Linked DNA regions of Homo sapiens: regions 1, 2, 4 and 5 are each linked to region 3. A link is a contact called in ENCODE Hi-C or POLR2A ChIA-PET data. All regions are on one chromosome and are shown on one strand. The core of a region is the stretch at or near the end of the contact, and the rest is flanking DNA. Distances in the headings are between cores, read along the strand shown.

What was found. Hi-C counts contacts between places; a loop is a spot of excess contacts on that map. ChIA-PET counts read pairs that join two places held with the same protein, here RNA polymerase II (POLR2A). Pooled maps may share reads with other maps.
Region 1: a loop to region 3 is called in a map with no recorded cell type, with 7 times the contacts of the local background. The contact joins the enhancer-like site here to the promoter of MEX3C in region 3. A Hi-C loop is called at or near these places in 2 of 168 maps with a recorded cell type or tissue (GM12878 and endothelial cell of umbilical vein), 2 of 37 single-sample maps with no recorded cell type and 5 of 50 pooled maps.
Region 2: a map of naive thymus-derived CD4-positive, alpha-beta T cell shows a loop between it and region 3 (22-fold over the local background). The contact joins the promoter of TCF4 here to the promoter of MEX3C in region 3. A Hi-C loop is called at or near these places in 1 of 168 maps with a recorded cell type or tissue (naive thymus-derived CD4-positive, alpha-beta T cell) and 9 of 50 pooled maps. POLR2A ChIA-PET finds 5 or more read pairs at or near these places in 1 of 52 experiments (CD4-positive, alpha-beta T cell).
Region 4: a loop to region 3 is called in a map with no recorded cell type, with 6 times the contacts of the local background. The contact joins the enhancer-like site here to the promoter of MEX3C in region 3. A Hi-C loop is called at or near these places in 4 of 37 single-sample maps with no recorded cell type and 7 of 50 pooled maps.
Region 5: a loop to region 3 is called in a map of CD8-positive, alpha-beta T cell, with 11 times the contacts of the local background. The contact joins the promoter of HDHD2 here to the promoter of MEX3C in region 3. A Hi-C loop is called at or near these places in 2 of 168 maps with a recorded cell type or tissue (both CD8-positive, alpha-beta T cell), 1 of 37 single-sample maps with no recorded cell type and 9 of 50 pooled maps.

Annotation. Positions count from the first base shown.
Region 1 is chr18:55,250,294-55,252,993 of GRCh38, reverse strand. All of the region lies in intron 15 of TCF4 (transcription factor 4), which reads left to right. Among named protein-coding and RNA genes, the nearest start is that of LINC01929, 130 kb to the right of the region's middle. Within about 2 kb of position 1,250, at least 6 of the 41 ENCODE cell types and tissues checked have a DNase peak (open chromatin) inside an H3K27ac peak, as active enhancers do; they include endothelial cell of umbilical vein, where a contact is called at or near this core.
Region 2 is chr18:55,586,892-55,589,591 of GRCh38, reverse strand. It overlaps TCF4 (transcription factor 4), which reads left to right and starts at 1,400. Exons shown (of 20, transcript NM_001083962.2): 1 at 1,400-1,554; 2 at 2,456-2,547. The coding sequence starts at 2,476.
Region 3 is chr18:51,196,399-51,199,098 of GRCh38, reverse strand. It overlaps MEX3C (mex-3 RNA binding family member C), which reads left to right and starts at 1,418. Exons shown (of 2, transcript NM_016626.5): 1 at 1,418-2,532. The coding sequence starts at 1,779. RefSeq lists an enhancer at 905-994 and silencers at 1,195-1,724, 1,745-1,854, 1,995-2,074, 2,335-2,384, 2,405-2,454.
Region 4 is chr18:55,326,985-55,329,684 of GRCh38, reverse strand. All of the region lies in intron 8 of TCF4 (transcription factor 4), which reads left to right. Among named protein-coding and RNA genes, the nearest start is that of TCF4-AS1, 120 kb to the left of the region's middle. Within about 2 kb of position 1,342, at least 3 of the 41 ENCODE cell types and tissues checked have a DNase peak (open chromatin) inside an H3K27ac peak, as active enhancers do.
Region 5 is chr18:47,149,163-47,151,862 of GRCh38, reverse strand. It overlaps HDHD2 (haloacid dehalogenase like hydrolase domain containing 2), which reads left to right and starts at 1,363. Exons shown (of 7, transcript NM_032124.5): 1 at 1,363-1,485. RefSeq lists an enhancer at 1,895-1,954.

The DNA of each region.
Region 1 (2,700 bases), core at 1-2,500, 4.1 Mb before region 3:
CATGGCAGTTGCTTAGAGTTTACAAAAGAAAAGTCTAGATTTTAATTTAGCTTGGCCTCAGGTAATGTGTTAAATACACTTGGGATGCATATAATATGAGATTTTCGTTTGTACAGCTCTTTTTTTTCTAACTACAATGTTTAAACATACTGCTTTTAATTAAGAAATCTGGCTTTATTAAAAGCCAGATCTGTGACTTATAACCATTTCTGTATATCTGCTCTCAATCAACAGAAAAATAGTTTAATTTCTGTAGCTGTGTTCATTTTGCATATGTTAAACGGATGTAACATGCACCCAGGGCATTGCTTCAGAGACTATTTTTTCCATAAATATGTAAAGTTTTTCTTAAATACCATATGTAGGTTAAGTGGTTCTTTTAAATATTAAACTATACATAAATACTTTTGGGGACTATTTGACCTTTGAATTGACTCCTTTTTGAGTCAGATTCAGAGGTGGGATGGGAGGAAAAGACTAGAATTATTTTTGGAGATGGGAAGTTGGACTGACCTCAGTAGAACCGAAAGTGAGACGACTGAATAGAACGGTAGAAAAAAGGAAATAATTAGCCAATATTACATAGAAACCCCTTTAATTTGATCTTGATATACACACACACACACACACACACAAAAGCAATAAAGCCGCCAGTTTTGCTGATAAGGATAAGTTCCTGTTTTCTCCTCTGAAGACATTTAATATTCAATCAAGGACAGCCACAGAGCCAAGCAGATCATAGCGTAACTCCAAAGATATGGCATGTCATCACCCTGCTGCCCTTTGAACCAAATGGGGTTTTGCAGTCTCTCTCCTTTCTTCCTGAAAACCATTCAACGTGTCCCCAGAATCTGAGCTCCTCAGCCTGAAACACTAATGTGTGTGAAAAGGATTGGTTTGGCCTATCTTTCCCGTGCAAACTGGTATGAATTTTAAAACAAAAACATAAGAACAAAGGAAATAGTTTTTGAATTTAATCAGTCTGAAGTTAGCCTTTGACCATTTGATACATTCCACAATAAAAAGGAAGTTTAAGGGGAAGGCAAAAAAAAAAAAAAAAAAACCTCATCCCCCTTCCCCACAACAACAAAAAAATTCAAGGAGGATACTGGTAATGTTTTCCACATTTGAATTTTAATACATGAAACAGGCTATAAAACTTTGGCCAGCTGCAGTAAATAAAGTAGCCGTGGGAGGTATGCACCGGAAACTTCAGCAGAGAGCACTGGTGAGAGTCTCATTCCCAACTACACACCTTCGTTTGTTGTTCTGGGCGGAAGCGAGTTGCAGTAACTTGATACTCATCCCAGTCCCGGTTTTGTATTGAGCACATCGCCTTTCTAACTCTCCTCAGTAATTCCTTCTGATTAAAGAGTAGACAGCTCTGAATCCTCTCGACCTCCGTACGCTTCTCATTTCCTTTCTCCCTGCCTTCCAAAAATCAAAACAAAATGGCTTGATAACTTGGAAGGTGATATAAGCATTTCTTTCTGCAGCAGCTTGAAGTTGTGGTGGGGAAAACTGTGGTTCTGCCTCGGCTGTTATGTTATCTCATTTAATTGCTAACATATTGTCCTTAGCTTTTGATTCATAAAATGTTTTCCTTGGAGTTCTGAAGTAGGTCTTCAGTGATTTACTAAGTATTAGTATAATGAAAGGGATTTTTTTTTTTCACAGCGGCATGGCTCATAACACAAGAGCGAATGTTTGTATACTTGCAAGCTCTCTGGATGATATTATTGAGCTATGCTTATTTCCTGCTCAAAAACCTTCCCTGCCTTTCCATTTTCTACAAGATAAAGACCAATTCCTTAGCTCAGCATTTGAAGCCTATTACCATTTACCGAAAGCCTTATGTTGAGCTCTTCCAATCTGCAACAAGTCTTCCAGCAAGACAAGGCTGGGCATATTACCAGAATTCACCCTGTATGTTCTCCTTCGGAACTTTTGTATCTCTTTGTCTTGTCCAGCCCTATCTGCTTATCTCTGTACACCTAATACCCACCCATTCTCAAAGCACTGACTCAAATCATTCTTCTTCCAGGAAGCCTTCCCTTGCTACCCCACTCATGCTAGCCATTTTTTTCTCTATTCTTACAGCCCTATGAATCATACCATTTCTAGATATTTATCTTAACCAGCTCCGCATAGCTGTGCATCTTTTATAGATATGACTCTGCCTTACCAACTGTTGTAAATTCCTCGAGTCTCACATATTATATTTTGTCTCTCTCCCCCCGACCCCTGTAAATAGATCATCCATAGAAACGGGAGAAAAGAAACGAGGAAACTTAACATTCTGTGAGTGTGAGTTGGCAGCCCCTCTGCTAGGCGCTCTGCATGTGTTGTCTTAGGCAGTCTTCACAACAGCCCAGTGAGGATGATAATAGTGGTCATTTCAGGTGTCGGTAAAGTGAGCCTTAGAAGTTTGAGCAGTTAGTCTCAAGTCCTGCAGCGGGATTTAAACTCAAGCACATCAACTCCAAATTCAATGCTCTTTTTTACTACCAGGCATACTCTCCAGAGATTATCTATGAGAACACCTTTTCAGAACTTATTTTAAATGCTAGGAGCTTGTGATTTTCAAAACTTGATAAGTGTTGGTTGGCAAAAGAAGTTTCCAGGTATTCCATGGCTGGGTTCCCAGAGCAGCTCTCTTCCCAAATGTATAGACAGAGAACTTTCCCTCCAAAGTGGTGG
Region 2 (2,700 bases), core at 151-2,650, 4.4 Mb before region 3:
TCCTGTGTTCATTTTTTTTTTTATAAACAATAAGAAAAAGTTGTTGGATTTTTTTTTAATGATTTCTTTTTTGGGGGAGGGAATTTTGTTGCAGTTTTATGGTGGAAAATGCAAAAACCAGAGCCAGGTGCATAATCTTGTAATCTGTGGATATCCCTGGAGCAGGACTGAGTACCAGTTAAAATACTTTTTGGGGATACACATGTGAGATACTAAGTACTTGCAGAAGATTTTTGTCTCTCTTTTTAAAGTCTCTTTCCTTGGAATATTGTGAGAATATTTGTGGCCATTTAAGGTAACGTTTCAATTTGCCGTCAGAGTAAACTGTTTGTAATTGAATTTAATTTTTAAAATGTCGATCCCGATGTTTTATTAAAACAAAAGGGACAACCTATTAAATAATTGCCAATGGGAAAAAGTGTGTGCATGCATTTTGTGTATGTACTCGCACATCTAGCAATACCAGGATTTGTAGAATGTGTGTTTTTTTTTTCAAACACACGTTAAAATAGCTTATGTTGCATATACCGGATAAAGCACGCTTGTTATTACGAAACGATAGAATTATGAAGCTTAAATTTTATCCTAAAAAGTGATGTGAAAAAGTATGTTTTAAGAGCATGCAGGGCCTATAATGGTAAATGTTGAATTAAAAACTTACAGTGCTGGCGAACAGGGACTTAGCGTGCCTAGGAACTCAAGTGCAAAAACAAAACAACATCCACCCCCAAAAATTGCCCTTTTTTTTTTTCGAAGTTTGCAGTTATACTATTCTGTGACTTAAAAGGGAGGGGAAAGAAAGTATGCAATTCAGATTTCGCCCCCAACGCAAAACTACCGAAACGAAAATCTCCCCAGGAAAATGTGGCTTGATTTATAGACGAAAAAGAAAAATATTGTTCCTCTTGGCAAAGTCTTTTTGCATCACGTGTATTTGCAGCCTAGTATAAACTTGCTTTGCCGTGTGTGGATGTGTGAGTGAGAGGGAACGAGAGTAAGAGAAAGAAAGAAGTGAGGGGATGTAAACTCGAATAAATTTCAAAGTGCCTCCGAGGGATGCAACGGGCAAAAACTGAACTGTTCAGGCTTCAGATTGTAACTGACGATCTGAGGAAAAATGAGGTGCTCGATGAATTTTCGTTTGTATTTTTTGGCGAGGCGGGGGAGGTGTTGAGATTTTTTTTTTTTCCCCTCGGGGTGGGTGCGAGGGGGATGCATCCTAGCCTGCCCGACCCGGAGCAAGTCGCGTCTCCCCGCCGGAGCCCCCCCACCCATTTCTTTGCTGAACTTGCAATTCCGTGCGCCTCGGCGTGTTTCCCCCTCCCCCCTTCCCTCCGTCCCCTCCCCTCCCCGGAGAAGAGAGTTGGTGTTAAGAGTCAGGGATCTTGGCTGTGTGTCTGCGGATCTGTAGTGGCGGCGGCGGCGGCGGCGGCGGGGAGGCAGCAGGCGCGGGAGCGGGCGCAGGAGCAGGCGGCGGCGGTGGCGGCGGCGGTTAGACATGAACGCCGCCTCGGCGCCGGCGGTGCACGGAGAGCCCCTTCTCGCGCGCGGGCGGTAGGTACCGGCGCCTGCGGGGCTCGGCGGGGCGGAGGCGCCCGGCGGCGCGGGGTTCGGGCTCGGCGGCCCCGCACGCGGCTCCGCGCCTCCCGCGCCGCGGGCTCCCGGCGCCCGGCGCTCCCAGAAGAGACACCCCTTCCCCTCCCGCCGCTTCCCTCCCCCTCGCCGCCAGCCCCCCCGCCCCTCCCCTTGATGCCCCCTCGGAGGGACCGAGGACTTTGCCAGGGGCCTGACTTTAATTTTTATAACCCCTTTCTTTCACAAATTAGGGTGCTGGACAATTAGAGGACCCGACCCTCCACTCCGCTCCCCCCAACCCTGTCACCCCACCCCTCCCCCTTTGGACGTGTTTTCACTCCAGAGACGCTCATCTTTAATTTCTTGATAGCTACTTTGAAAAGCGGAGGGGAGTGGTGTGTGCGAGTGTGTGTGCGTGTGCGAGTGTGAGTGTGCGAGGGGGGTGGGGTGCAGGGTGGGGGGAAAGTTGAGATCGGATCGTTCTCAGTAGTTTCTCTTTTCTCTGTGATCCATTCATTTCTCGCTCTACCTCCTGTTGCATAAAATGATGCGCTGAAGAGCGGCTTTTTTTTTTTCTTTCCCTGATTTGGTTTTATAGTGGATGTTACCAGTTTGATCGTCTCTTTGGAAATACAATATCGCTTTTTTTTTTTTTTTTTTTTTTTTTTTTTTTTTTTTTGCTATTGCTGCCTATTCCATCTTAAAAAAACAAAACCAAACCCAACCCAACAACAAGTCTCCCATCCCTTCCTCCTTTCCACCTTAATCCCACCCGCCCCCACGTCCCCACCCCCAACCCCCCAGTCTCCAAAAATCCGATTGTGTTTTCTCCAAGGATTGGGACTGGATTTTCTGATTGCGGTTATTTCCATGTTTCTAGGTTTGTGTGATTTTGCTAAAATGCATCACCAACAGCGAATGGCTGCCTTAGGGACGGACAAAGAGCTGAGTGATTTACTGGATTTCAGTGCGGTAAGAAAGAACGGTGGAAACTAACAACAGCTGTGAAAAAAACAAAACAAAAACCCAAACACTTCAGCTAGAAACCAGTAGGAATCTAAAGGACAGTAATAATTTTTAATTGGCTGAATCCTTGGTAAATATGAAGGTCTTTTTGACAAGTTT
Region 3 (2,700 bases), core at 169-2,668:
AGCAATACTGTGGGAAGAGTGTCTAGGGAGGAGGAAACGGGGATTCATTTTCTTAAAAAGCACCAAAGAGCTGGGCGAGGTGGCTCACGCCTGTAATGCCAGCACTTTGGGAGGGCGAGGCGGGCGTATCACTTGAGGTCAGGAGTTCGAGACCAGCCTGGCCAACATGGTGAAACCCCGTCTCTACTAAAAATACAAAAGTTAGCTGGGCGTGGTGGCACGTGCCTGTAATCCCAGCTACTCGGGAGGCTGAGACAGGAGAAACTCTTTTTTTTTTTTTTTTTTTTTTGAGACGCAGTTTCGCTCTGTCGCCCAGGCTGGAGTGCAGTGGCATGATCTTGGCTCACTGCAACCTCCACCTCCCGGGTTCAAGCGATTCTCCTGCCTCCGCCTCCCGAGTAGTTGGGATTACAGGCGTGCGCCACCATGCCCGGCTAATTTCTGTATTTTTAGTAGAGACGGGGTTTCACCATGTTGATCAGGCTGGTCTCGAACTCCTGACCTGACCTCGTGATCCGCCCGCCTGAGCCTCTCAAAGTGCTGGCATTACAGGCGTGAGCCACTGCAAGGGGAAGCTCTTGAGCCCGGGAGGCGGAGGTTGCAGTGAGCCAAGATCGCACCACTGCACTCCAGCCTGGGCGACAGAGCTGGACTCCGTTTAAAAAAAAAAAACAAAAAACCCCGAAGAGCTAAACTTCAGCACCTCCAGGCTGCTGATGTAACCATCCTGCCGGCAGAGAAGCCGGGCCAGCGGGGCGTGGGAGGAGCATTCCCGAGTCCGAGAGGGAAGGCCCGGGAGCCACGCGGCTCAGGAAACCGCCCCCGCGAGGGGATAGGAGGATACTGCGTGGCCCCTCCTTCCGTGACTCTTCTTAAGGCCCTTCCTCTGAAGGGGGCGATCTCTTCCTCAACCCAAGGAAACAATGCTCTCGAACCTATGCCTGCAGCTCTGCTCCAGGCCGCTCACACAGTGCCTTCCCTAAAAGAACTCAGCCACATGGGCTACAGGGATGAAGGGTTGGGGGGAAACAAATCCAGGTGTGCGCTTCGACCGCACGCGCCTGCGCCAAAACCCCGCTTGGCCCTTAGTTTCAGCCTCTGCTGCAGCGCCTTCGTCCGCCTCCTTTTTCCCGCCCCCGCCGGGGACGTCACAAAGAGTGACGTGTAAAGTGAACAATCACAGTCCCTCTCCGCGCGTGCCGGGAGGAATGAGAGGGAGGTGGGCGGGGAGAGGACGGAAGGAGTAGGCTTCGGGAACTGGCTGGTCCCGGTCACCCAATCAGAGAGCTCTGGGGAGGGGAGGGGCGGGGCCCGAAGGAGGGTGGGGGGTGGGGCTGGGGAAAGGAGTTGGAAGGCTGCGGGAGGAGAAGGCGGGCTCCCAGAGATTAAAAGCACCCAATCAGAGCGCGCCGGCTTCATTCGGAGAGCGGCGTGGGGCGTAGCCGCCGCCGCCGCGCGCGCCGGGGGCTGGTTAAGGCCATGAAACAAAAGAAACACTGAGAGGGGAGCCGCTGCCACCTCCACCAGCCCGCCCCGCCGCCGTCCCCACCCACCCACCTAGTTACCTACCTCTGCCTCCTTCCCCTGCCCCTCCACCCCGCCCTCTCCGGTCTCCGGGCGGCCCTGGCGCTCCTCGGCCCGGGTCCCCAGCCCCGCCGCCTCCCCAGAGGAAAGGTGTTTGCGAGCTGAGCAGGGCCCTGGCCCTGTCCGCCATGGGGCTCGCCGCCTGCCGCGCCTGACCCGGCCGCCGCCGCCGCCATTGACAGCGCGCCGCCGCGATGCCCAGCGGCAGCTCCGCGGCCCTGGCCCTGGCGGCGGCCCCGGCCCCCCTGCCGCAGCCGCCCCCGCCGCCGCCGCCGCCACCGCCGCCTCTGCCGCCGCCCTCGGGCGGCCCGGAGCTCGAGGGGGACGGGCTCCTGCTGAGGGAGCGCTTGGCCGCGCTAGGCCTCGACGACCCCAGCCCGGCGGAGCCCGGCGCCCCGGCGCTTCGGGCCCCGGCAGCGGCGGCGCAGGGCCAGGCCCGGCGGGCGGCGGAGCTGTCTCCAGAGGAGCGGGCTCCGCCCGGCCGGCCCGGGGCCCCGGAGGCGGCCGAGCTGGAGCTGGAAGAGGACGAGGAGGAGGGGGAGGAAGCGGAGCTGGACGGAGACCTGCTGGAGGAGGAGGAGCTGGAGGAAGCAGAGGAGGAGGACCGGTCGTCGCTGCTGCTGCTGTCGCCGCCCGCGGCCACCGCCTCTCAGACCCAGCAGATCCCGGGCGGGTCCCTGGGGTCTGTGCTGCTGCCAGCCGCCAGGTTCGATGCCCGGGAGGCGGCGGCCGCGGCGGCGGCGGCGGGGGTGCTGTACGGAGGGGACGATGCCCAGGGCATGATGGCGGCGATGCTGTCCCACGCCTACGGCCCCGGCGGTTGTGGGGCGGCGGCGGCCGCCCTGAACGGGGAGCAGGCGGCCCTGCTCCGGAGAAAGAGCGTCAACACCACCGAGTGCGTCCCGGTGCCCAGCTCCGAGCACGTCGCCGAGATCGTCGGCCGCCAGGGTGAGTGCAGGGGTGGGGAGGTCCAGCTGGGCATGGCCCCGGGCGTGGGTGGGGAGACGAGAGAAAGGAGCGTGGGACGGAAAAGGCGAACCCGGCGAGGCCCCCAAGTCCACCGCGAAGGGGTCTGGGAGGAGCCGAGGGTCGACCAGATGTGAAGATGGGTCACCT
Region 4 (2,700 bases), core at 93-2,592, 4.1 Mb before region 3:
AAGGAAATAAGACCAATACTGCCACAGTACTTTTTCTCACTCATCACCCATACCTGATTCAGCTGGGTTAATGTTAAAAGCCAAAATTTATCAATATCAATTTTTTTCCCAAATCATTCTTATTTTAGTACTGTTTATGCTCAATAAAAGTTTATGAATTTCTTTCACTGTTATTTAATGAAAACCCAGAATTTTTTAAAATTGCACATTATCTCTTTAAAAAAAGTCTTTTAGATTACTCGTGGGATTTACTCTAAGTTGTTGTCTTTTAATAGAAGATGATGCAAAACTTGTCTCACCTGTTCCTTCCTGGTCGTGTCTGTGTTTATGTGTGGGGTGGGTATATAAGTGCTTTTGATTAACAGAATGAAGAGAGTGCTTATTTTGAAAACTCAGTCGTTAAAATTCAAGTTTATTTTGAGTTAAAGAACACCATATTTAGATTAGGAATGGACCAATGACCTGCTTAAGCTTTAGGCTATCGATTGGCCTTGAGGGAACTTAGATCTGCTAAACACGAACTTGAAAAGGCACTTCAGTGATGGATGTACGTTGGATGCTCTCACTGTATGGTCATTCACTTGCATTTTAAAATTTATGTTTTGTTTTTCCTTTATACCTACTCTTTTCATTCCGTTTGTCAGAGGTGGCCATTTAAAGTATTTGACAATTGTTTGTTCTCTGCCTAGCAAGTTGTCCTATTGCTCCATGATGTGAAAGAACAAAGGTAATCAACAGTTAGAAACCTCAGGAAATTGCTAGAATCTTCACCCCCAAAGAGGGTTAATAAACCCTAGATAATTAGTTCATTTAGAATGAAAACCATTTTCATTGTAATAATCACATTTCCCCTCTGATTATCGAGCAATGCATTGGGAAGCCTGATATTTATTCACAAATTTTTTAAAATTGAGAACATCCTGTGCTGAGATTCCAGTCAGCTTCATCCATCCATTTTTTGTTAAAAGTTTCTCAACTATCATCCTTCATCCAGACAAATAAACATAACCAGGATTTCCCCTCTAACTTTTTGGGAATTCATTTACACGTGTACCATTTTGAGGGAAAAAAACAATTGTCCTCGAATTTCATTTGACTCAGGTGATTGTGGTAAGCTCGCTAACCAGCTTCATCTAGGAAGTGCAGCAATCTGAGTCAACTTCCTCCATCTCTGTTTTTACATTGTCCAGTGTGATGCTTCCTCATTGTACCAAAATAGAAATGGTTTGTTTTTGTATCAAACTTGGAGACTGGCTATGGATTACACTGGGTTAGGATAAGGGTTTGTTATTTTTTTTTTTTTAAGAACATTCCACTTATCCCAAGGGAAAAAGATTGACGGCCTGGGGAAAAATAAGAGGCATAATGAAGTCTTTTCTCCTTAAATAAAAATCACATCTAGTCTTCAGATGTGTCAATTGCACTATGTTTGCCTAATTTCATTTAATATTTGAGAGATTTAGTAGTAAATTTATGACTTTTGCAGTTACTTTGCAAAAAATTGAGGAAGGAAGAAGTGAATTTCACTTTGAGTCAAATGTGTAGGTTCCAGTGTAATTAAACCTAAAAATCTATATATTCTGGTCTTGCTACTTGGTATTACACTTTGCCATATCACATAATGCTATTAGCTACATTTTACCTTGTTTGCAGGGTGATGCCATTTTGTATCTCTGGTTTGTTGAATTTCCTAGAAGATGTTATGTTCATGTAGATAATGGCATACTCATTGAATTCTTTACCTCAGACATGAAAATATGTGGAAAAGTGGGGAAATGAATCTGATCAGATTTCACTGTATACTGAAATTTGAGAATCTGGTTTTTGCATCTATTTTGCATGCTGCTGTCTCTCCAAACCATATATGTCTGTGTGAGTTTTTATAATGCCACATAAAGCAAAATGAGAAGTCTCTTCTTTCTTCTAAAGGGAAATAGTGCCACAGAAAGGTAGAAGTCAAATATTTACTTATGGATCAAAAATCTAGTTAAAAAACAACCCATTGCTTACCTTAGTAATCAATGTGAATTACTTTATAATCAATATGAATACAAGCTATCTGACCAGTCACTCAGAAAATAAATATTTGATCATGTGATAAACCATTTGAATGTCTACATATGAACCCAGGCCATATAAAAATAACCAATTCAAGATAACATAGGAAGTCACTAAAAAAGACACAAATAAAATTAGATTTCACAGTTTACGCTGATATTTTGATACTTTTCTGTGATAAAAGCATCTTCCAAACTAAATGTGTCCATATTTGAACCATGTAAATAGTTAAAAGTATTTTACCTGAGAATATCTAAATGATGCCAAGAAAATAAGTTCATGCCACTAAAAAGATTGAGATGATTTGTGCTTTATCTGACTTCTTGGTGTAATATGGATTTACTTCAGATAAGTATATTTTCTACTTATCCGATAAGTGTGTTTATCTGAGATAAATATTTTCTCCAGATACGTGTGTATATTGAAAAAAAATTTAAAATAATTAGGATCCCAATTGAAAAAGTAAAAATCTTAATTGCTTAATAAGAAAACAGTTATTTCATAGTCTTAAGATTTCAATACAAAGAAATATGGGAATATACACGTAAGAGGTTTGTTGGTGTTCATTATTAAATTGCAAGGCTGTCTCAAGTTATTGTCATCAGAATAAATTCTGTGTGTGTGTGTCTGTCTGTCTGCGTC
Region 5 (2,700 bases), core at 114-2,613, 4.0 Mb after region 3:
CATCCTGGGTGACAGAGTGAGGCCCTGTCTCCAAAAAAAAAAAAAAATCAGTTACACTACCCAATTGCCTAGTCTTGGAGCCTGATAATTGATGCCTTCTCCCTAACCCCAATCTAATCTGTCACCAGTTTCTGTTTTGCCTCCTATGAATTTATCCTCTTTGCTTTGTTTCCACACATTCTAGTTCAAGTATCTCTCTTGTGGCCCTGCAGTGGGTCTCTTATCTGGTCTCACCCATTCTGGCATCTCTCCTATCTATTCATACTGCAGGCAGAGGAAGCATTTAGAAAAATACACTTCTTATATTACCCACTTAAAATCCTTTGGTGATGTCTTAATCTGGTCAAAGACAGCTGGCTCATAAGGGGAAACTAGGACCAAATCCTTTTTCCTTCAACCAATTAGACCCTCACACAGAAAACTTAAACTTAGCATATATGAGTAAGACAAAAAAACTTCAGATCCAGTGGGGAGGAAAAGCAGATGGCTCCTAGTCCAAGGGACAGAATGGGTCACAGCTCCTAACAGGGCTGACTGCAGCCTTGGGTAGTGGGGGTGTTAGATTGTGGCATACGGGTGGCATATATGGGTCCCTAGTCAAGGACAGAGCAGTGGTTTTATCAAGGGGTATAACCCTTGTATAAGGTGTAACCCGAGTGAGTATCCTATTATGTCAACACGGCTCCAGAAAGTTGTTCAGTCATTTTCATAGTGAGTGCATAAGAGTGACTTTTCTGTACTCTATTATTCAGGTCCACATAACTTACCTGGATCAAGAGGAGACAGGTAGAGACCCCCACGAGTGTGGCAGCGGGTTAGGGAGGGAGGTGGTTCTGGGTGTACCAAGATAGAGCTCCCGTGGAAGAGGAAGGCACGGCCCGTAGTGGCTCTAATCGGGAGAGAAGAGGGAAAGGAGGGACGTCGCTGCCCGAGGGAGTAGTTAATGGAGGAAGCAAGAGGTGCCAGGTACTATTCAAGTAGCTAAGGGGGAAATGACGACTTCTGAGATTGGGTTGTCTAGTAAAGTATGACTTCTTAGTTAAACCTCGAGAGTGGACAAGTGGTAGAGGAAGGGAGGGGTGAAGGCAAAGAACGCTACTCAGTAACGCTCGGTTCAGCAGTGGTGCTGTGGACTGGAAAACAGCTACCGAAGAAAGGCAGGGGATTATTTTTCCTCGTGCATCCCGGCCCAGGAGGCCGCGCCCTTGGGAAAGCGGGTCTCCAGAAGGGCCTAGCTTTCCGTCAGCGGCGGTGCAGACAGAGGACAACACGGCGCGGTAGCTGCACCGCCTCGGCGGAAATCCCGGGCGAAGGGGTGGGGCGGAGCCGGGAAATCCGGGGCTTCCGGCGCGGCCAGGGCCCAACTTCCGGCGTCCGTCGGGCAGCAGCGGGGCTGTCTATCCCGGCTGAGGACCCGCGGCCAGTGCGGGTGGCTGGCTTTGCCATTAGCGGGGGCCTTTCCTGAGGACGGCGTACGGAGTGTGGGTGAGAAGCCGCTGTAGGACTGAAGAGGAAGAAGCGCAATTGGGGCCGGGAGGCTGCAGATTTTGTGACAGGGTTCGGGAACTACTAGTGGCGCCCCCAGGCCGCCCCTCCTCTCGAGCCGGGCCGTGCGCTCTTGCTCTGTGCGCATTCCCTGTTTTCCGCGTCGGAACCGCCCTCTTTGCAGTGGCCCCGCGCGTGCGCATAGCTGGGCGCGAGGCGCGCTGTGGGTCTCTGCGGGGCGGATCGTGAAGCTAGTGTGTCAGTCATTCCTCGAAGCGTGCTCTTGGGCTGTATTTTGGAGCTAGCGTCCCTCCTGGTCAGTTTGGCGTTTTTAAGGCCCTGGTACTTGGTTTAGAACCGAGTGCAGTGACCAGTCTTGAGGCCCCTTCCCAGCCAAGAGATGGGGGGATGGAAGTTGAGTTGGTGCTGAAAGAGTTTGTTGTTGGGGCCTTCCAGCTGTGGACACCGGGATTCATGAGTTAATTCACGATCTTTATTGAACGCCTAAATAACCCAGTGGGAAAGGCAACACAGTCCCTTATGCACAGAGCTTAACAGTTTAGTAGGAGAGGCGCGGGCTGGTAACCAGGACAGTGGTAAATGTAGTAGGACCACAGGTGGCTCCTAGCCTAACTCTGGGAGAAAAGGAGTTGGACCCAGAGGAGGCACGCCAGAGGAAGTGATGGTTATCAGAGACTGAGGGCTAAAGGGATTGGCCAGGAGATGAGGGTGTAGAGGGGCCCGAGTAGTTGCAGACAAAAGTCCCGCAACGAGGGAGGCAAAGTGTAGAGCTCTTGGCCGCCTGCAGTACCATGGAACTTGGGTGCTAGTAGAGACAAATGTGTTGGAGAGGGTAAACCAGGACTCTGTCCACCAGTGTTCATTGTTCAGACTTTATCCAGAGGTCAGCGGGGAGTCACTGGAAGAGTTTTAACTGGGGAGTGGCTGAATAATACCGTCATTTATTGAATGCCTACAGTGGTTCCAGAAAAGTCTGGAACCATATAGGGAAGGAAAGAAAATTTGTACTTCCCAGGGGTTTTAGGAGGCATGTTTTGTAGCGCCCCAATTTCCCAAGGGAAAATTTGTATTAAAATCTCTTGTTGTAAGTATGCAAGTTTTGAATAATATGCCATAATATATATTTAGATGTGTTTTCTCAAATCCTCAAGTTATACTAATGCTTTAGAACTTTGCATCATGTGTATCCTGTGA